Linked DNA regions of Homo sapiens: regions 1 and 2 are each linked to region 3. A link is a loop called in an ENCODE intact Hi-C map of the cell type or tissue named here. Cell type or tissue: endothelial cell of umbilical vein. All regions are shown on one strand. Region 1 holds the start of MYCT1 (MYC target 1). Region 2 overlaps LOC105378061 (a long non-coding RNA gene). Region 3 overlaps SYNE1 (spectrin repeat containing nuclear envelope protein 1).

The links. A loop is a pair of places that touch in the nucleus more often than their neighbours do. Peaks named below come from ENCODE experiments on the same cell type or tissue, not always from the same donor. Only the 100,000 strongest peaks of a DNase experiment are listed, where the experiment ranks them.
Region 1: a loop joins it to region 3, with 6 times the contacts of the local background. A loop is called at or near these places in 4 of 110 quality-filtered maps.
Region 2: it touches region 3 in a loop (12-fold over the local background); 34 of 110 quality-filtered maps call a loop at or near these places.

What each region holds. Positions count from the first base shown.
Region 1 is chr6:152,694,807-152,699,806 of GRCh38, forward strand. It overlaps MYCT1 (MYC target 1), which reads left to right and starts at 3,091. Exons shown (of 2, transcript NM_025107.3): 1 at 3,091-3,292. The coding sequence starts at 3,097. In endothelial cell of umbilical vein, no CTCF peak of the experiment used is centred here; DNase peaks (open chromatin) are centred at 945, 1,955, 3,005 and 4,135; H3K4me3 peaks cover 1,963 bases; H3K27ac peaks cover 4,886 bases.
Region 2 is chr6:152,667,951-152,672,950 of GRCh38, forward strand. It overlaps LOC105378061 (a long non-coding RNA gene), which reads left to right. Exons shown (of 5, transcript XR_001744416.2): 4 at 106-177. Among named protein-coding and RNA genes, the nearest start is that of MYCT1, 27 kb to the right of the region's middle. In endothelial cell of umbilical vein, a CTCF peak has its summit at 2,157 (motif pointing left); DNase peaks (open chromatin) are centred at 2,131 and 3,471; H3K27ac peaks cover 2,098 bases.
Region 3 is chr6:152,550,255-152,555,254 of GRCh38, forward strand. All of the region lies in intron 3 of SYNE1 (spectrin repeat containing nuclear envelope protein 1), which reads right to left. Among named protein-coding and RNA genes, the nearest start is that of SYNE1, 85 kb to the right of the region's middle. In endothelial cell of umbilical vein, a CTCF peak has its summit at 2,522 (motif pointing right); a DNase peak (open chromatin) is centred at 2,547.

The DNA.
Region 1 (5,000 bases), 140 kb after region 3:
GTCCAAAATACTTTCATCTTGAGATCCCTTCAAATTATTTCATTTCCCTATTTAATAAATATTTATGAAGAGCCTATTGCATGCCAGGCACTATTTCAGCCACTGGAGTTCAGTTTGTGAACAAAATCAATAAAGCTCCTATCCTCATGAAACTTATTGCTGGTGGAAGAGACAAAACACAACCAAAAAAGCAAAGCATTTTTATGTACCCTGAATGCTTACGTTCCCCCAAAATTAATATGTTGAAATCCTCCCCGCCAAGGTGATGGTAGGAAGAGGTGGGAACTTTGGGAGTGATTTGGGTTATCCAACCCTCATGAATGGGATTAGTGTCCTTATAAAAGAGGCTGAAAGTGACCCTTCACTCCTTGCACAGTGTGGGATCACAACGAGAAGATGACTGTCAACGAGACAGCGAGCCCTCAACAGACACTGACCTGCCAACCCCTTGATCTTAAACTTCCCAGCCTCTAGAATTGAGAAATAAATTTCTGTTGTTTTAAAGCCACCCAGTTTAGGATATTTTGTTATAGCAGCTGGAACAGACTAAGACACATATATAGCATAATGTCAGGGTATGATAAATAACATAGGGTCAGGAGACAGAGCATGGTTTAAGTGGGAACACTTTAGACAGGGTGGTTAGCGAGTGCCTGTTGAAGAGTGACTTCTGGCCAGAGACGTGAATGAGGAGAGTGAGGAAGTCATGTGAATATCTGAGGCAAGAACAAACTTCTCAATGTACTTTATGACCACTGGAGAACCCAGACCTAAAGACCCAGGTTATGAAATAATGAGCAGTAGAAAAGCAAACCTAACAGTTTTGTAAAGATAAAAATCAAGTTCCTGTTGTGGCATGACAAGTCATGGGACTCAAAAATCACGTAGACATAAACATTCACTTAGATAGATCCATGCCAGGGAAAGGTATGAACCCTTACCAAGCAAATTACATACACAGACAAGAGCCAGTGCTGTCCACAAGCAAGCTATTCCTAGGTCATAAACTGATTTAAGAAACACATTTTCTTTAGAGTTTTGACTGGGTTGTGGCCATCTGCAAAAATGAAAACCCATTGGGAGAAAATCTGCATAGTTCAACATAGAACAATGAAAGGAAGTGTCAGCCTGTATCCCAGCCCTGAAATGGAATGAGCTCTGTTTCTGCACAGAAGGCAGTTGAGACAATGTCAGTTACCCATTCCACTCATTTTGGTTTATTTTAAGGAAAATGCAATCTATGCAGTGTTTAGGAAATTATATACACCTTTGAAATTAGGATTTATTGCAATCAGGTAACCTTTAATAATGCAAAATGTGTATTTAAAAATACATTTAGTAATTAAGAATCGTACTCGATGCTTTTAGAACAGTAAAGTGATTAGTATTTCAATATACTTTCATCCAGATTACATTTTCTTCAGAAATAACATGTTCTTTTAATTTTCTATTTTTATGAACTTTGTTAACAATATTGAAAAGTAAAGACAACTGTTGAAATGTAAGCCCTTTTTGTCTGTTAAGTAATAGTAGGAGCTTTTATTTACTGGATTATTTGAAAATAAACTTTAGCAAGAATATTATAGAGGTGAGTCTTTATATTTGCTCAGTGAATTCTCTAAATTTTCTATGACGTTTTATAATTCTCTTAGATGATTTATATTTTAATTTCTAATAAATTTATACTTAAATTCACAAAAAAATGAGACTGATCAGAAACAACCTCATTTTGGAAGAAGCAGGACTGCAAAAATTAATATAACTGTCTTTTTTTGTTGTTTTCTTAGAACTACTCAGGAATATATTACAGACTTCACAAAGAGGAATACTACTTTGCACTAAGTCATATTCTAATGACTAATAAGTTAGAATATGATTAATACAAGATATATGCAAGAGTTCAGGCTAGAGTTACTCAAAGATTGATGAAGCCAGATCATGGAATGCAGTTTAGCGCAGTTACTAGGTGCAGTTTGACACGTTATTCACAATTTCCAGTGCCTCCAAAGTCCTCAGAGGATCCAGTCTAAACAAGCAAAGCTTGAGGAAAGACTCTTGAAATGTTAACTAACTTGTGTTTCTCAAAATGTTTCATGTAACTCTTTCCTATATCAGTTCTCAAACTTCTCTATAAAAAACAAATTCCTGAGATCGTTGTACCCTTTGTTATAGCACTTAACAAACTTTGTAATGAAAAATTTTGCATTTATGTTTTCCCTCCTTGATTTTAAATATATTTCTTCAATGTAGAAACTGTTTTTTCATACTAAATACTAAGTAAAGAGTAACACAAATTTTATATAAATTACACTTAGATATTTATGAAATGAATTAAATAACTTTCAAAATTTGTATACCAAATAGAGAAACAGACATGTTAAGAATATAGTGGCCGAGCGCAGTGGCGCATGGCTGTAATCCCAGCACTTTGGGAGGCCAAAGCAGGTGGATCACTTGAGGTCAGGCCTAGTTCATGACCAGCCTGGCCAACATGGTGGAACTCCATCTCTAGTAAAAATACAAAAATTAGCCGGGTGTGGTGGCACGCGCCTGTAATCCCAGCTACTCTGGAGGCTGAGGCAGGAGAATCGCTTGAACCTGGGAGGGGCAGGTTGCAGTGAGCCGAGATCGTACCACTGCACTCCAGCCTGGGCGACAGAGCGAGACTAAGTCTCAAAAACAACAACAACAACAACAACAAAGAATTTAGTAAGTATCTGAGTTTTGAATAGTCCTTTCCCCCAATTTACTATATAAATTTAATTTTCAAGCATTGGAACGTGGTCTATTTCTCAATTCTGTATACATTTAATTCAAGGTGCTGTAGCTGAGAGTTTGGAGTCTTCCTTTCCATGTCAGTAGGGGATGAGGAAACACACACACACACACACACAAACACACACACACACACACAACCCTGTTATCCTAAAAGCAGTTTTGGAGGTGGCTGAGAGGAGAGAACTTAGGAACTTAGCTGAGGAAATGATGAAAAGGACATTGTTTTGTGTCTCAGGAACCATGTGGAATTCCAAGATAAGAAAAACAGTTGCTAATTTGAGTATAAAAGCAGGAAACATGATACACTTATTTCCTTTTATGCGAACACAAGTATATGAGGGGTTGTGTAAAAATTATTTTTCTCTTGCTGTACTACAAAGAGATAGAATCAAACTGCTTTTTTTCGACATACTGGTTTTTCTTTCTGTTTTTCTTCTCTTTCTTCTATTTCTTGTGGATATTATGGCTAATAACACAACAAGTTTAGGGAGTCCATGGCCAGAAAACTTTTGGGGTAAGGTATTTTCTTTTACTGTTTAAAATTTAAAATTAGGATGTAAGAAATGCACTGCGTGATTATTAAAACAGTGAAAATCTCTGAGACATTTTGTTTACTATAATGTGATTACTTAAAGTTTTCATGTTTATTAACAGAAATCTATTTCATACGTTTATTAGCAGAAATATATTTATAGATATAAATATATACTTATATATTTATTTGTCTTTATAGTGTTCTATGAAGATATTCAAGAAGAATCTGGGTATTAAGTACAGATTTTGGCTGGTGTTACAAAATATAATTAGGAAATAGTGAGGATAAAAATAAAAAACATAAGGTGGAGGTAATTCCTGCTTAGAATATGGCATGTAGATTTTGTTGGAAAAATTAACTTTCATTTGTTTGAAGGTTATAGATTATATATTTTATTTTATGAAACTGAGATTTTCCATAGAGGCTATTTTCACTTATGTTGTGAATGTTATATGCTTTAATTTCCAAAGTGAATCCTAATAACATCTGTACTTAAATGAGTGAATTTAAAGTGCAATAACACAGGTAAAATAAATGAATGACTTTAGAGTATAACAAATAAAACATGGAATAATATGAAATTTGAGAAAACTATAGTAGAAAAGATTAAGTGGAAATAACATCACGTGTAACATTCAATGGAATCCTATCACAGGGGTTGGGGGGAAAGAACAATACAAAAGTATTTTTTGGAGAATTTTTTGTCTGAGTCCAGCCACAGCTAACAGTCCAGTGTTCCCTGATGTTGACAATGGGACTGTGCTGAGGTCAAAACTCAGTTGCTCCAGGTTAGAGGTACAAAGAAGATGGGCTCACATGGGGAGTTGACATGTACTCTTGGGTTCAGGGAAATTTTTATATTAAAGGAGGCAATTTAAATTAAATTCAGAAAAACACTTTAATGAAGAAAATAGTATATATGGACAGATCTGTTTATATGGCCAGAACAAGTTTTTAATCCTCTCAGTGTACAATTCAGACTTTCTGCTGTGATTCAAGGTGGGGTTTTGGGAACTTTCACATAAACAGTGAGCAGTAGTGGCCGACTTTTCCCAGCAATCTATATGTCTACCATCACAGAAATTTGCATGAAAAGAATTCACTCCAGTCCTTTAACCTATGTACTTTCTTAGATGAAAAATGTGGGGACAAATATTTATTGGTTTTAAAAGATATTAAAATTCAGCATAAGAAAAAAAAGAATTAACTCATTCTTTTTTTCTCACCTACATTTATGTTTGCTGGAAGACTGAAAAGGAAGGATATTGGTGAGCTCCTAATAAATTTATGTAACAGAATTAAGAAGAAGAAAAAAGATTATTCTAGTACATTGTAAAGAAAGGCTTTGGTAATAGGTTATTTTAGGTAGCTAGCACTAGACAGAAGCCTTTGAATTGTAGATGTCTGATTATATGCTTGTTAAAATATTATTTGCTGTCCTCACTTATAGAGAAAATAAGTGCTAAATGCACACTGAAAAAGAGCTAGAGTCTGTCTAAATCAAATTCATCATTATAAAAGTGTTCTGTATAAATTATTCAAAAGTAAAGTAGTTTTTGCAAAAATTAATATGTAGAAGTCAATCTATTTTTTTCAAACCATTCAAAATTAAATTTCAGGTTTACTTAAAAAAACAAATCATTATTCACTGACTAAAAGATTAAAATAAACTTGATATTAATAAGAG
Region 2 (5,000 bases), 120 kb after region 3:
AGATCTGCATTGGCAAAGACTGTGGGGATTTTCTGTGGTGAAGGCTGTGGTTATCTGTGGCAGTGGTAAGGACCACGGTATCTTTCTATCCTCCTTTTTCACCAGGGGATGAAGTGGCAACCAAGAAGATTTCTCTTGATGCTGAGCTATGCAGGCCTGAGATATGAGGTTACACAGGTAAAATGCTTCCTACTGTTTTCTATGAGGCGATCCTCAGTTTTTGTGCTCCACGGGCTTGGTACAGCTTCTTTATTAGACTCTGGACCTCTCCCAGAGTTATTTTTGGCCTACGAATAGTGGTTAAGTTACTGTTTTTGTAGAAAGACAAGGGCTGAGATTGCCTACTCCACTATCTTGCTGATGTTACATCTACCTAACTCTATTTAGTATTTCCATAGTCTCTATATGTTTAGACAGTATCTATTGACTCTTAGATATGAGCAATGCAGATTTAGTGTATTTTTTCTTCTTTTCCTCCTATTATCTAGCCTACTTACAGCAATATCATATTATTTTTCTTACTGCTTATCCTTATATATTTAATAAATTTAAACTTAAATTACTTGGTTTATTAACTCTTATTTAAAGTTTGACAGAGGCTGCTCATCAAATTTGGTAATATTTATGGATTCATATTATAACTGATAACTTTTCAAAGGATTCCTGGAAATATCAATGGAGAGGAAAATTATGGCACAGTCAGGAATTTTTGCTCATTAGAGATGGTACACCTTCAAGATATAGAATATTACTCTTAATGAATCAAGGGTAGATATAGCATTAACAAAAATCAGGACATCTGGATTACAAATTGATTTGCCTGTAAAAATATATACTTTTGAGCTACTTAGTTAAATCTTTTTTCAAATCTGTAAAAATTTTTTTGTTATTATTATTACTCCCATTAATAATGCATGCCTGGTTTTCTGGATTCACCACAAAAATAGAACTTCCCTTTGCAGAGAAGGGGAAAACCATTCTTTCTGTTTTTTAGTATGTCAGAACAATGATAAGTCACTGATTTCATTTCTTATCCAGTTCCATCATTTTATAGTGACTAAAATTTCTCCTAAATTATGGATGTTGTTTGAGTTTCATTCCCACAATTTTGACTGGTTTTGGTGCTCTAATGTATTTTAGTGTTAAGTTTGGAAGAAATGCAACAAATACTGCTTGAGTATTTGGCCATTTTCTACATAGTACACAAGAACTTTAGTGCATTTATTTTTTACAAACTATTTTTACAAAATAGAGATAGGCCTATTCAACCTATCTCTATTGGGAGCTATAGTGTATTTTTTACTTCCATAAAGAGAAGAGCAAACTTTTACAGTTTTTATTATGTCTCCCTTTTTTTTAGAGTTTTAACTCTAATCAACCACAACATCAGCTGAAATTAAACACAAATCCTTATTATTCAACCACTTTTAGATGTCTAGGGTAATAATACTTTTCTGCTTGAATAGATAATAGGTTTCTTCCACATTTTAATGAATATGACTGATTCACTCATGATTTTAGATTATTATTGCTATATTCATATTAAGGATAACTCAGTTGACTTCAATAGTTGAATATTTAGCTGGTTCCATTAAACAAACTGACGAAATAACTGAAATATTTTTATTTTGAGTTTAAAATGGAAAACAAAACCTACTTTGCATAACTAATTAAAGCTAAAATTTTGAATTGCCTTTCAAGAAAAATAAAAAACACTTGAATATTTTTATGATACAATACATACATATTGAGGCTAAAGTTTCAAATGTAAAAACAACTAATTTTTATAGGACAATTGTATTAATACTTTATATTCATAAATTTTGCCATTGTTGAATCTTCTACATTGTTCAAAATAAGAAAAGGGTAAAGAGAGCAAGTAGACCAAAGAGATGTCTTGCTATGGGCCTTCAGATCTGAGATTTTTATAACATTGCACTTTTTAGCTACCTACTTATCAATAAAATCCTGTAAATCTGATAATACTTATACTGCCTCGTGATCATAATATACATAGCATGCCTGATGCAAACAACTAAAATAAAAAGTGTTATTTGCAATTGTAATAGAGGTGTCATAGGAGTTTTTAGGTTTACCTTTTGGCCTTAGCAATTATAACAGCAGAGATAGGAGGTTATGTATTGCCATCTTCTGGTGAGTTTCATTAACTCCTTGCAGTACTTAGATGGTGGATAAGGTTTTACAATAGGCTCTTTATATGACTGATTTTTCCAAACAAATGCCTTTATCAATAAGAATATATATGTTTATTAAACTAACAATATTAACAGTGATTGAAATAAAATTACCTGTTTTTAGACACAGATGGTTAAGTTTCAAAAGGCTGGGGTTGTGATAGTTTTGGTCATCATTGCATCCTCAGTACTTGATACTTTTATGCCAAATATGGGGATTCAATACACACATGTTGGGTTATATTAATAGGTCTCAATTTTATCTTTATTTGATCTTGACTTTACTTCCCCAGATCAAATGGAAATTTATTGCTGAGTCTGAGAACTCTGGGCTGTTTCAAAATTTTCTGCCCAAATTTTTCACTCTGCTTCTTGTTTCATCCAAATTCTGGATGTTAAAAAGCCCCAGTCTTATATAAAAGGGCTGATTTGCTTTCCTTTCCAAACACCTTATCTCTTCCAGTGTCCAGGTTAAATTCAAGCAGCTGGTTTTCCCCATGGAATATACAGGCAATGCCTGAGATCCCTCCCTAGCTCTGCAGCTTTATCACATTGACTCCTTAATTCTCCATTATGGAAGCTTTGGCCACAGTGACATGTGACTCTTCTGTTCTCCATTACTGTGTTATCCTTCATATATGCCCCTCCTGGCAATTGAGGCACATGACTTTACAGGAGTGCCTTTTTGTGATGAAACTTCTCAGAGAGTGCACATTTTGGTCGTCAAAGCCAAACTTCTTACCATGAACAATATATACTAAATCTGGAGGGATTAAATATCTAATTCATCTTACTCATATTATGTGTTAAAAACAGTGGCACTTCAGTTTAGAAGAACATGCATAAGGTTAAAAACACACCAGAAGTAGATGTTCTGCAGCAGTTTTGCCTTCTTTTTTTCTCTTTAATCTTTTAGATTTATATGCTTCTCTAGCACAGGAAAAATAATTTTATAGAAAAGCTGTTTCCTCACAGTCTTGTAGTAAGAAATCATTTTCCCTTCCCTATTTGATTGTGTCATTATGTTTTCACATATCTTTCTGGTATATTTCCAGGAGGAACTGTATCTGAGATTATTTCTTCCTTTCTATTCTTGCATATTTGTGTCCTTCTTTATTATCTCTGTCTTTTCCGCTTCATACCATTTAAAATTCTCGTTATCCTCTTCCTGACTCACTGATTCCTTTGTGGTTATATATTTTCCTATCCTTGCTTGGTCATTTCCTCACTATTCTGTGATTACTATGATCACAAACATTTTTGGTGTGATACTATGAAAATGAACTGAGCTTATAAGATACGTTTTCTAGAAAATAAAGATTCACCTTTTATGCAAAAGTATGACTTGTGTCTGTGACCACCGACAGCTTTACTGTCTTCTCCTTTGTTAATTAATAAAAACAATAACAACCATAAGTTAATACCAACTATGTGTCAGGCACCATAGGAAGCACCTTTACGTATGTTATTTCTGATATTTATAAACTTCTTATGAGGCAAGCATTTTGCTACCTCATTTTGCAAATGAAGGAACAAAAGCTTAGAAACAAAAAGTAGTATGTCCAAGGTCAGTCAGCAGAGTTAAGATTAGAATCTAGACTTATGTGAGTCTGAATTTTGTGTTCTTCTCATGAGGTTACAGAGCCTTTCAATACTATAGAAGAATATTTCTACTATGTCATTGCTATTTTACAGAATACGGATAACCTCAAATACGTAATACATAATTTCATGGGTAACTTAAAAAAATCTGGTGATTATAAAACAGCACTGTCCAGTAGAGTTTTCTGTGCTGATGGAAATCTGTATCTATGATGTCCATATGGCAGCTGCTAGTTACAAGTGAATGAAAGCTTGCTAGCTACAAGCATATGAAGCATGACTAGCATTACTGAAAAACTGAATTTTAATTTAATTTAGTCTTAATTAACTTACATTTAAATGGACAAATATGGCCACCGTATAGGATAATGTGGTTATAGAATAAACAAGCTTTCTTGTGATTGTTTTATAATTATTCCAGTATTATAGCATCACCGGCCCACTTTCAGGTCTTCCGTTCCGCTCAGCCACTTTGAAACCATTGTTAGAAGGACAGAAAAAATGAATTCTTGACTGTATCCATAGTAATGAGTGTTAATGGCAATCACTTTGAAATGTCAATTTCTAAGAGCAATATTATGGCATCACAATGTATCTTTGTTCATGTCTAGCTTCTTTTCACTTAATGTGAAAAAGGTAACATTTTTGTCTTTAATTGAGACAATTAGCATCAAAGTGTAATGTAAAGGGTTTCCTTTAACACCACTACTTCACAGCTTATTTTCCTTGTTGCAGAGCATCATTTCTTTCTGTCTGTATGTTCCGTGGTTATATGGTGCAAAGAGGCTGAGGTTATACCTTCTACACCCTGGGTTATTATCTCCATGTCAAAAATTACATGTTAACATGTACAGATGCTCTTGGACTTACTCCAATAAACCTATCATAAGTTGAAAATATTGGCCGGGTGCGGTGGCTCACACCTGTAATCCCAGCACTTTGGGAGGCCGAGGCGGGCGGATCACGAGGTCAGGAGATCGAGACCATCCTGGCTAACATGGTGAAACCCCGTCTCTACTAAAAATACAAAAAAAAAATAGCCGGGCGTGGTCGTGGGCGCCTGTAGTCCCAGCTACTCGGGAGGCTGAGGCGGGAGAATGGCGTGAACCCGGGAGGCAGAGCTTGCAGTGAGCCGCGATGGCGCCACTGCACTCCAGGCTGGGTGACAGAGAGAGACTCCGTCTCAAAAAAAAAAAAAAGAAA
Region 3 (5,000 bases):
GGTCTCATGTGGTGGGAAGGTATAAGTGGGAGAGGGTGGATAGATCTGATAGTGTGTTTGATTTATCTTATAATTCTTAACCTCTAAAAAATATTTTAGAACTATATAAAGCAAAATCTATTTTTTAAAAAACAAATATTTTAAAAATATTACAATTTACCAAATTTTAATGTATTTGTCACAATGGTGGCAGTTATATAAGGACACATATATTAGAAAATGTGCTAGGCACTGGGTTGGCTTCTAGGGTGACAACAATGTGGAAATGCTTTCATCTCACGAAGAATTTGTCATCTCGTATGTATGGGGGTGTGGGAGAGAGGAGGGGACAGATGCATCAGCCTTGAAGCCTTGGATGGGCCTCAGTTTTGTAACTTTGTAGTAAATAATTTGGTAGCAAAAAATTGACCTGAATTGAGAAAAGACTATTTATAGTCTTTCATTATTCCACTTAATGTGAAAATTCATACTTTTCTCTGCAGAAATATCAACGTCTTTGATTGCAAGGTGCTGCCACAGACTCTGATTGAGAGTGAACCATAATAAATAGTATGTGCACCGTATCACGTTTCTAAAATCCAAAAGATTCTGAGTTTGAAAACAAAGCTGGGGTCCTTAGACTTTCGGATAAAGGGTTGTGTGAATCACACAGAAGTGCAGGGATGGAGATGTGCACTCAGAGAGTAATAATCACAATAGAGAGCACAAAGCAATCAATACAGTGGGAGGAAAAACAGCACAGCTTATTGTGGCACTTCAAACCTTTTAGTTCTAAATCAAGACCACATTTGAACAGTTTCAAGCAGAACTTTTGTGGATTTTTTCCTGACACCTTTTCCTTCCTCTATTTGTGGATATAATGTTGCAGGAGACAATGATCGGATAGTAAAGTAATGAAAATACCTTTTACCTTGTATCTGTACAGCACTTGAACTTATTCATGTTTTGTATACATTTCTCATTTGGATTCTCACAAATAACCTGCCACGTACACAGAGAAGACCATTAACTCGGATGTGAACAAGGAAGCTAAAGAATAGTGGGGGTGAGGAAATACGCCAGAAATCTAGAAACTGGAATGAAGGCTGAAGAGTTACAGAATAATGAACAGTATTTAGTAGTCAGACTCTTACCCTAATCTAATTTTGACCAGATCAATTTGCTGATTATTTGATTCACTAATTTAATGAATTCCACTGTGCCCCTCACATGTACCAGCCGTTCTGCTGACCAGCTGTGGATGCAATCTGAGAGGATGGGTTTGGTCCCTGAGAGTCCATCAGGGAAACAGGAATCAAAAAGAATTACATCACAGTCCAAGTTTTGTAAATGCAAAGAAAAGTTCAGAACAGTGACATGAAATATATTAGTATATTTAAAAAATATCACTTCTACATGATTAAAGATTATTCTTGTGGAAAACATGAAAGCCTACCCTCCTACTGTTTGCTACAATGGAAGCTAAGGAGAAAATGCTGCCTTCACATCTAAGAGTTTTCCTACTGAATTACATATAAAGGTGCATGTTAATGAAAACATGAAGACAACTGATCTCTTGGATGAAAGGTTATTTCCAATCAGAGAGCACACACAGAAGCCTTGAGAAGGACTTCAAGCTGAGGCTGGACAAACTTGCCACATGTAGCCAGCTCCCTCCTGTAAAATGTGGCGTCTCCTGCTTTTGCAAGAAAGCCACCAAAACTATGAAATATTTTCCTGTTATGAGCTCTTAGCAATACCAGGGCACCAGAAAGAAAGGGAGTCTTGAAAAATGTCCTGAAATACTACCTTCATAGAACCACTTTATTTTAACCTGAAACTGTATTCCAATACCAAGAGTTTCAACAATTCAAAATACATTGTTTGGTGTGGAATGGGGAAAAGGGGGGAGAAAAGCTGGTCACAGTGTTCGTATATTTTATGTCCAATATTTAATCCAGACTTTTAAAAAACCCACAGTTCTCTCAAACAAACATGACTGTTCTCAGAGAGTGCTTTCAAAGTTTGGTCGTTGCTTTTCATCAAATTACTGCTCTTTATCTTAAGTAGGTTCAGGATTTTACAATTTTACATTTTCACATTTTGGGATTTTGCATTTCAAATTACTGCTAATATTATTTCTTAGTCTCACCCTGTGATCTAAATGTTCCTTCTCTCTCTCCCTCTCTCATATAAATACTTATATTTATATATTTACATATTTATATTATATATTTATATATTATTTTGTCAGTATCCAGCACGGATACAATAATTTGACACAATTTCACCTATATTTTATACTACCTGTCCCCTTGACAAGACGTAAAGAGAGCTACAATTTTAACAACAAAACTCATAAATCTCAGATGGAGATGAAATGAAAAACAGCAAGCACCTAAAAGAGTGAACCTGAGAAATAAGGTCAAATCACAGAGTTTAAAGAGCCAGTGTTAGAAATTGCAATCTCAAATTCAACCCCCACCATGTAATTCAATTAGCCACTTGGAAGACCTGCACTCAGTGGTTAATCCTGCACAGAGCACCAGGTGGTGCTGTTGCTTTCCGCTGCTTCAGATCTAGCGTGGCGTTAGTGACCCTCCTCATAATAGAAGATCTACTGGACTCCAGAACCTGTGGCCACCGCGGCAGCTGCAGGGGTTTCCACATGAGACAGCAGCTGGTGGATGTCACAAATAAATTTCCTGAGTGTCAATCCAACCTCACATGCTCAAGTTTATTCGTATAGTAATGAATAATTTTAAAGGTTACTTTTAATAATAATAGAAATCTATCTTCTATTTAGAATGTATGTGGCAGGCATATGTTGCATATATTTACTACACATATTATCTAATTAAAACTTTGCAATAACCGTATGAGAAAATATCCTCCACCCTCACCAATTTTACATGTAAAGAGACTGGAGCAAACGAGGTTCATCAACTCCCTTGAGGTGACACAAGACACTAAACGTGGAGCATGGATATCTGTCTGACTCAAAAGCCCATACCTTCAATCACTTCATTCTACTCTCACGTCCAAATTGCCCATTGGGGTTTCCAGAATAACTTTACATATCACAACCTATCTGGAGATAGGCAATGTAGACGCAATTCCCAACTCACAGATGAGGAAACCGTGTCAGAAATGGGTATCTCAGCAAGCAAGTGCCAAAGTCAAATGAAACCCTCCTTACTCCCTTTCCCCCGTACTATATTAAAAACGATATGGCCAGAATCCAGCTGGTCAATAGAGCACCTCCAAGCTAGGCCATGATGCTCAGTTATCTTCCCGAGCTACAAACTATAAAGAGTTCTCCTATCCACGGACATCTTGACCGCCTATCTCCAGTTCTTCAACCTTGTCTATCCTCATTCTCAGCCCATCTTACTACTACTTGAGCCTCCTCAACAGAGCAGGAAATGTTTATGGGAACTGGCTCACCTATGAATCCACAGAATAATTTTCCTTTCACATGTCTATATTTGCATCTGCCTTGGTATTATTATTATATCATGTGTCACAGGTCAGGATAACAGGGAAACAAATTCTAGAAGGAATTTTGTCAGCAGGAGGTTTTTTAGCATGTGCTCTCAAGAACTAAAAACTTTAAGTGTGGAGAAGCAGAATTAGGACACAGGGAGATGCTGGACTCATGCAATTATGCAGCTGAAGCTAGGAGAGTCTTTCAGAGATGTCCAAAATGAAGGCAAGGGGCTGGGACTTTGCATCCAGGTATTGGCCAGTTGCTGGATATGGGGTGGCCCTGGGAGGAGGTATAACTTGAGAAAGGCAGATCCCCGGGGCTGAGGACCAGTCCTGGGGAGAGGCTCAGCTGTGAGTCTTCAGCAGGCAACATTTGGAGAGCTGGGAATGAGGGCCTCAGAGCTGAGGGGCATGGTCTGCACTGTGCCCCAGTCATCTGCTGCACCAGCTACAATGTTAACTACTAAGCTCTAAAAATTTAAACAGTCCCAGTAACAATGAGAATAGCAGCACGGTCCCAATAATAATGAGATCAGTAGTTCTCATTAGTTGTATGCTATGTTCGATACACTGCATTCAAAGGGGGTCAAGATTTGCTCCTATTTCTATTTGGGACTACAGCCAAACACTTGACCACCAAGAGATGCTGCCTCCTCCATTTATTTCAAAATGAACAAAGTGTTCAAGGCCCACTTTTGCACTTTTCTGAGGACTGGATCAAAAGTCTGAGGACTTCTGGATCAAAAGATCGATAGTGCAAGGACAGGGAAGGGGCCATAGCTTTCTTGAGGCAGCCAATCATGGAGTTCTCCAAACCATCTTAGACATCTTAGTTTTTTTTATCAGTTTCTTACTAATTCATATGCTTCCTCAGTTTAACCAACCAAACTTGGTTGTATATTTCTACCCTCTGAGCCTGCCTATCTAAGGTACCATTTTACTTCTCTAACCAGACAACTTTGGCAGCCACTATCTAGTTCTCCCCTCTGACCTCCATATCATCATCCACCCTTTGCATAACTATTTCTCCTGAATATGATACCATTTTTCCAGTTCTTAAACATCATCACCCAAGAGCCTACACAAATAAAAAACATGGATTGCCAAGTAGTGGCATGTAGGCAGAATCTGGGCCCCAAATGTATTTTCCTTCATCCTGCAACCTTCCAAGAAAACATTTTAATTTAAATGTTTGTAGGTAGGACTTAAGTTCTAATTTTTACACAGACCCATCACTTTCTTTTGTCTTTAACCAGTTACTTCTCAAATCACCAGAAGGTAATGAGGTTTAAGACATCTTAAAAGAGGAAGACTTATATTTCAAATACTCATAAATGGGAAGTGAGATTTTGAAAAAGCAACATGATGAGAAATCTTAGGAAGAGCAAAGAAGTAAAATAGAGACTCTTGATTTTAAAATAAACTCATATTTTTTGTTACAATTATTATATCTTTGTCATAGATATGTTGTGTCTTTGGGGAAATTGGAAAAGATATTCTGTTTACATTCTCAATCCGTTCCCCCAGTATAA